Regions from separate parts of the Homo sapiens genome. Here region 1 is linked to region 2. Evidence: chromatin loops called from intact Hi-C (ENCODE). Cell type or tissue: endothelial cell of umbilical vein. All regions are shown on one strand. Links, peaks and the distances in the headings refer to the core of each region. The heading gives the core; the rest is flanking DNA.

Region 1 (2,814 bases), core at 88-2,587, 530 kb after region 2:
GTTTGTTGGTGAGGGGCTGAGTCACAGAAGCAGCTTCAGAAACCCCACAAGGAAGCAGCCATGCAGATGCTGTGCTGATCACCCACTAAAGTGTCCCTTTGTCACTAATCAGTCAAAAATTATTTATTGAGGAAAAATGAAAGTAGGGACTCCCTCTTTCCTTAAAGAGACAGTGACACCTTTACAGATACCAAAGATCAGTGGTGATCCATCGAGACTCCCTGCTTACTTTTATCTAATGCTGGTCTTGCAGCCAGTGGGGTACTACATTCTGGGGTGCTGCCGGTGGCACGTCTAGTGACAGTAACAGTACTTCAGTGCCTGCGAGTCGCATTAGCTGGGGAGCTGGTGTGCTTCCCACTTCTGTGATTGCCCTAGTGCACAGGGTGGCCCCCGATGACTTGCTCTTGTAGAGGGGCAGGGGGAGGGCTGGGTGGGAGAATTCAAGGTTATGTAATGCTTACTGTTGATCACCTATTAACAGAAAGCAATGGTGGCAGAGGTTCTCTTTGGGTGTTCATATTTTATATTTTTCTTACTGTTTTATATTTTTCATACTTTTTAAAATTTTTCTTAGTTACACTGGCTAATAGCAAAATTATTTTGCATTTCTGAGTAAACAGTAACTCCTATGGAAGATTACCCAGAAACACATGAAGTCCTCGTGGGACTCGTTCAGCTAGCTGATAAACATTTACGACTGAGCCATACATGTGCCGATCCTACTAGGAATAAAAATTTGCTACCCATATCCCAGCAAGTGCTGCCAATTCTTCGGGTTACAGCTACATAGATATAGCTCTTCCTCTATTACTGCTTTAATGCTTTATGAGTAAGCTGGGATGTCTGTAGCCAGGTGGGTCTAGAACAATGTTTTCCAGGAATGCTCTTCACCACGTGGCCTGGGCAACCTGCCCCTGCTGGCCAGAGAAGTCGGGTACGAATAGGGGAACTGAGGTAGGCAAGTGGTGCTTCTGCATGCCCCTGTGGCCTGGGCGGATCCCCAGGGATGTGTCTTCAGAACCCATCATGTCTTGTTTTCTTCTGCCAGAGTGACACCTACTGGGAACTATGGAGGAATGCAGCCCACTCCTCCGATACAGTCCCACTCAATATTCACCCTGGTCTATTTTTGCACAAGGGTAAGAATTTCAACCAGCTTGGATAAACACACAAGTTGTGTGACATGAAGATAAATTTGGCAATGGTTGCTTAGAAACTGACAACAGTGCAATCAATAGGCAGTTTCCCAGAGCGCCCTACTCCAACACCTTTTAAAGTGCCAATCAAAGTTTGCAAAACCATTCATTATATTTCAATATGTGGAATTTTTTTGTACCTTGAAAAAATGATTAGATTTTGTTCCTGTTTAACAACTTACTTCTAATTCAAATTCAAAGTGAAAATAATGAGATTGGGCATCAAGAATTTGGACATACTGGTGTCTGGTATCGAGGTTCTTCAGCTACTCAATGCACGTGATGATGGTGATGATCATGATGGTAACAACAGACAATAACACATATATTACAATGCCACATACTAAGTGTTTTACAATTCTTAGCTCACTTCTTAACAATTTCTCGTCTCCCTATAAAAAGCTTTGTCTAGGCCGGCTGTGGTGGCTCACGCCTGTAATCACAGTACTTTGGGAGGCCAAGGTAGGCAGATCATGAGGTCAGGAGATCGAGACCATTCTGGCTAACACGGTGAAACCCCATCTCTACTAAAAATATAAAAAATTAGCCGGGTGTGGTAGCGCATGCCTGTAGTCCCAGCTACTTGGGAGGCTGAGGCAGGAGAATGGCGTGAACCTGGGAGGCGGAGCTTGCAGTGAGCCAAGACCGCATCACTGCGCCCCAGCTTGGGCGAAAGAGCGAGACTCAATCTCAAAAAAAAAAGGCTTTGTCTAAAGAAACCATCCTTAGGCACTAGTGTTTGAGAAGGTCAAGTTTAGGTTAGGATCATGTTCAAAGTGAAGACAAAGTCTAGTTTTTTGCTTATTTTCTTTTGAGACAGGATCTCACTCTGTCACCCAGGCTGGAGCACAGTGTTGTGATCATAGCTCACTGTAAGCTTGAACTCCTGGGCTCAAGTGATCCTCCTGGCTCAGCCTCCTGGGCAGCTAGGACTATGGGCATGTGCCATGATGCCTGACTAATTTTTTTTTTTTAATTTTGTAAAGATAGGGTTTGCGGTGTTGGCTAGGCTGGTCTCAAACTCCTGGGCTCAAGTGATCCTCCTGCCTTGGCATCCCAAAGTGTTGGGATTACAGGTGTGTGCCACTGAGCCTGGCCGTGCTTATTATCTCCTTAAGCCAGATGAAAGTGCTGTAACGTCCAAGCTTGGTTTTCATCACCATGCATTGCTAATATCTATTAATCACCCTTTATAAAGCATTAATCACCCTTTAAAGGGTGGTTCTCTTTAGACGGGGGAAAAGAGCAACTTGACAGTGAGGAAACCTAATACACCTCAGTCAGGTGATCAAGGTCACCATCAGCAGTTATAAATCACGTTTAAACTACATACCCTTGATATGATGCACAAGGACAAGGACAACCAGTGACAACCACTCCCCATCATGGCCTTTTCCAAACATATTCCCGTGTATCCCATTAGCAAGTCTTTGTTTACCCATGGACACTCCCTTTCCCTCAAATACATCATCCTCAAAAGACCAGGCTTAAGTACTCCCTGTTCTGTGAAGCTTTCCTTGTTCTCTAAGGCAGAAGTTATTTCTCTCTCCTTGGTCTATGTGGTTATTTGATCTGGGCTCATGATTTTTCTTTATAAAAGCCTCTCTGGATTCGG
Region 2 (2,814 bases), core at 36-2,535:
GAGTTTTTCTAATTCTTTACTTTGGAACAAGACTTTCTCTTCTGATTTTCCTGAAAAAAGATTCAAATGTCTTGATACTATAAACATGCTAGAGGCAAACAAGCATCCTAAGCTGTACTTTCCATTTGCTAAAACGGGATAATTGTCACATAGGTGTTAAGTAATAGCAGCCACCCATTACCCAAATGTTCCTGAAGTTTCTCTATCCTCCTGGAGTCCATAGGTTTCAATATCTCTGTAAATAGCACTGACATCTAATTGGTGATGATCTTGCTTTCTCTGAGTGTGCCAGCTCTCTCTACATAGTTCCATTCCTTGTTTTCCAGACAGAATTTTGCTACAAGGTGGGGCATGTTGTCCAGTGTACTCACATCCATAATCTGTTCACACAATGCATGGTCAATCTCACCTCCCAGATCCTTTTTGTCCATTTTTACTTTAATGTACAAAATATAATGATGGTGATGACAATGATGGTATTGTTGACCTATATGATAATGACAAACCAAGCTATGCTCTTTTTATGTTTTCAAATGTAAGCACATCAGTAAGTGATGTACATAAATGATACGATTTAAACATCCAACACAAGGACGCACACATTTTTTATGATCATGTTGCAAATGAGAAAACAAATGACCCATCCCTTTCTTCTCCTTTAATCATGGCAACATCAGTAGCTCCTAAGAGTTTTATTTGAGGAAGTTCTGCCTGTGTTATCTGGCTGATATTGAAGACTTGGGATTTTGTCACCCAAGTCCCATAAACAGTGGGTTACAGTTCAGGTAAGATGGAATGAAGCATGGTTTTTAGAGTGTACACTGATAGGAGCTCACTTTTATAAAATTTTCACATTCACCAAAATATATTTTCTAATAAAAATAATATATTAACACAAAAGTAGCTATGCAGCTGTGCCTTTTATTTCTTTTTCTTACCTGATTGGTCTGGCTAGGACTTTCAGTACTACATTGAATAAAAATGGTAAACATAAGCATCCTTATCTTGTGTCAGATCTTAGAGAGAAAACATCCAGCTTTTCCCATTCAGTATGATGGTTCTGTTATATATGGCCTTTATTATATTGAGGTATATTTCTTCTATACCCAATCTGTTGACAGTTTTTATCTAATGAGATGAGCGTATGGTTTTTGTCCTTCGTTCCATTAATCTGATGTATCACCTTTATTGATTTGCATATGTTGAACCATCTTTATATTTCTGGGATGAATTCTACTTGATCTTGGTGAATAATCTTCACGATGTGCAATGGGATTTAGTTGGCTAGTATTTTGTGAGGATTTTTGCATCTATATTCTTCAGGGAAATAGTCCTGTAATTTTGTTGTTGTTGTTATGTCCTTGTCTGATTTGATATCTTTTCAAAAAGCCTGTCTTTGAGCTCATTGATTCTTTTTTCTGTTTGATTGATTGATTCTGCTGGTATTTTTTATTTGGTTCATTACATTTTTCAACTGTGGTCACTGCTGCTTTTTTAGCATTAGAGGGCGCTCTAAGCCTGGATTTGCCACATATCCAAAGTTGCTTTGTCGTTCTGGCCTGGAAGGACTAGAGCGGGGCTTACAGAGTGTATTTCATCCCACTGGGTTTGCACGTTTCTGCCTGGGGCCGGAACAGCTCCAGGGGTTCTGTTTACGGTCCCCAGGTTGGGGTCAAGCACTGCAGGGCTGTGCCCAGGGCTGGATCTCTGTAGTGAGCTCAGCACTGGGCTGCAAGGCCACATGTGCCTGCTTTCCTTTGCTTCCCTGAAGCAGTCTCCATGCTGTGCTGCTTGTAGTGGGGCATGGATGAGACAGGGAGTCCTGTGGCCACCACAGCTGCTATGATGCTACATCATGCCCAAAGCCACTGAGGCCAGCGCAGCGCAGGGGGATCCTCAAGTTCCACGGCTACAGCTTTCCGGCCCCTGAGATTTATTCATGGCTCTAGGCTGCTGCAGAGAGTCAGTGGTGATGTGGGCTGGGACATGAGACTGTGCCACCAGGGCTGCTGGTCTCCACCTGGCACTGTGACAAGTCCAGTGGCTCTGTCCACAGGGACCAGCCTGGGTCAGGGGCCACTGAGTCTTCCCCAGTGTTGGGTTTCACGATGGTATGCCAGCACTGCATTGCCAGGCAAAGCCCTGTGCTTAGTTTCTTTCCTTTCCTTCCCTCCAGTGGGTGGAGTCACTCTTTGCACTGTGCTGCCCAGGGTTTAGAGAGGGATGGTGAGGGCAGTCCCTTGGCCACCAAGACTCATGCTTAGCTGGATCGGGCCAAAGCCAATGGAAACTGGGGCCAGCACAACCCTGGAGTGTGTCCCAGGCCCATGCTGATACGCCCTGACTACTGCTGAGGTTTGCTCGTGGCCTGATGCCACTATCGAAGGCCAGAGGTGGTGCAGGTCAGAACATGAGACTGTCCTATTGGGGCTGCAGTTTTCCACCAAGTGCTGGGGTGATTCCAGAGACTTTGTCCATGGGTTTTGGCCTGGGGTCAGTGGCTGTGGGGTTCTCCCTGGCCCTGTGTTTTACTGTGCTGGGCCCAACACTGGGATCCAAGTCAAAGTCCTTCAGTCACATCACTCACCTTCCCTCCTGTGGGTTGTGTTTCTGTGCTGCACTGCCTGGAGTTGGGGAAGCGCTGAGGTGAGCAGTGAGACTCTGTCCTTCCTACCTTCTTCAATGCCTCTTTTCTTATTGTGCTAAAAACAGGTGCTCTATTGGATTCCTTAGCACTTGTAAAGGTGCTTTTGTGCTTGGATAGTTGTTTAATTTCATGTTTTTGTGGGGGAGATGATCACTGGAGGGCCTTAT

Evidence for each region. Peaks named below come from ENCODE experiments on the same cell type or tissue, not always from the same donor. Only the 100,000 strongest peaks of a DNase experiment are listed, where the experiment ranks them.
Region 1: it touches region 2 in a loop (6-fold over the local background); 6 of 110 quality-filtered maps call a loop at or near these places.

The regions. Positions count from the first base shown.
Region 1 is chr18:13,556,496-13,559,309 of GRCh38, reverse strand. The region is part of intron 4 of LDLRAD4 (low density lipoprotein receptor class A domain containing 4); the gene reads right to left. Among named protein-coding and RNA genes, the nearest start is that of MIR4526, 53 kb to the left of the region's middle. RefSeq lists an enhancer at 789-888. In endothelial cell of umbilical vein, for the core only: a CTCF peak has its summit at 1,049 (motif pointing left); no DNase peak of the experiment used is centred there; H3K27me3 peaks cover 134 bases.
Region 2 is chr18:14,085,471-14,088,284 of GRCh38, reverse strand. It overlaps a transcript of ZNF519 not described here. Among named protein-coding and RNA genes, the nearest start is that of ZNF519, 46 kb to the left of the region's middle. In endothelial cell of umbilical vein, for the core only: a CTCF peak has its summit at 1,486 (motif pointing right); no DNase peak of the experiment used is centred there.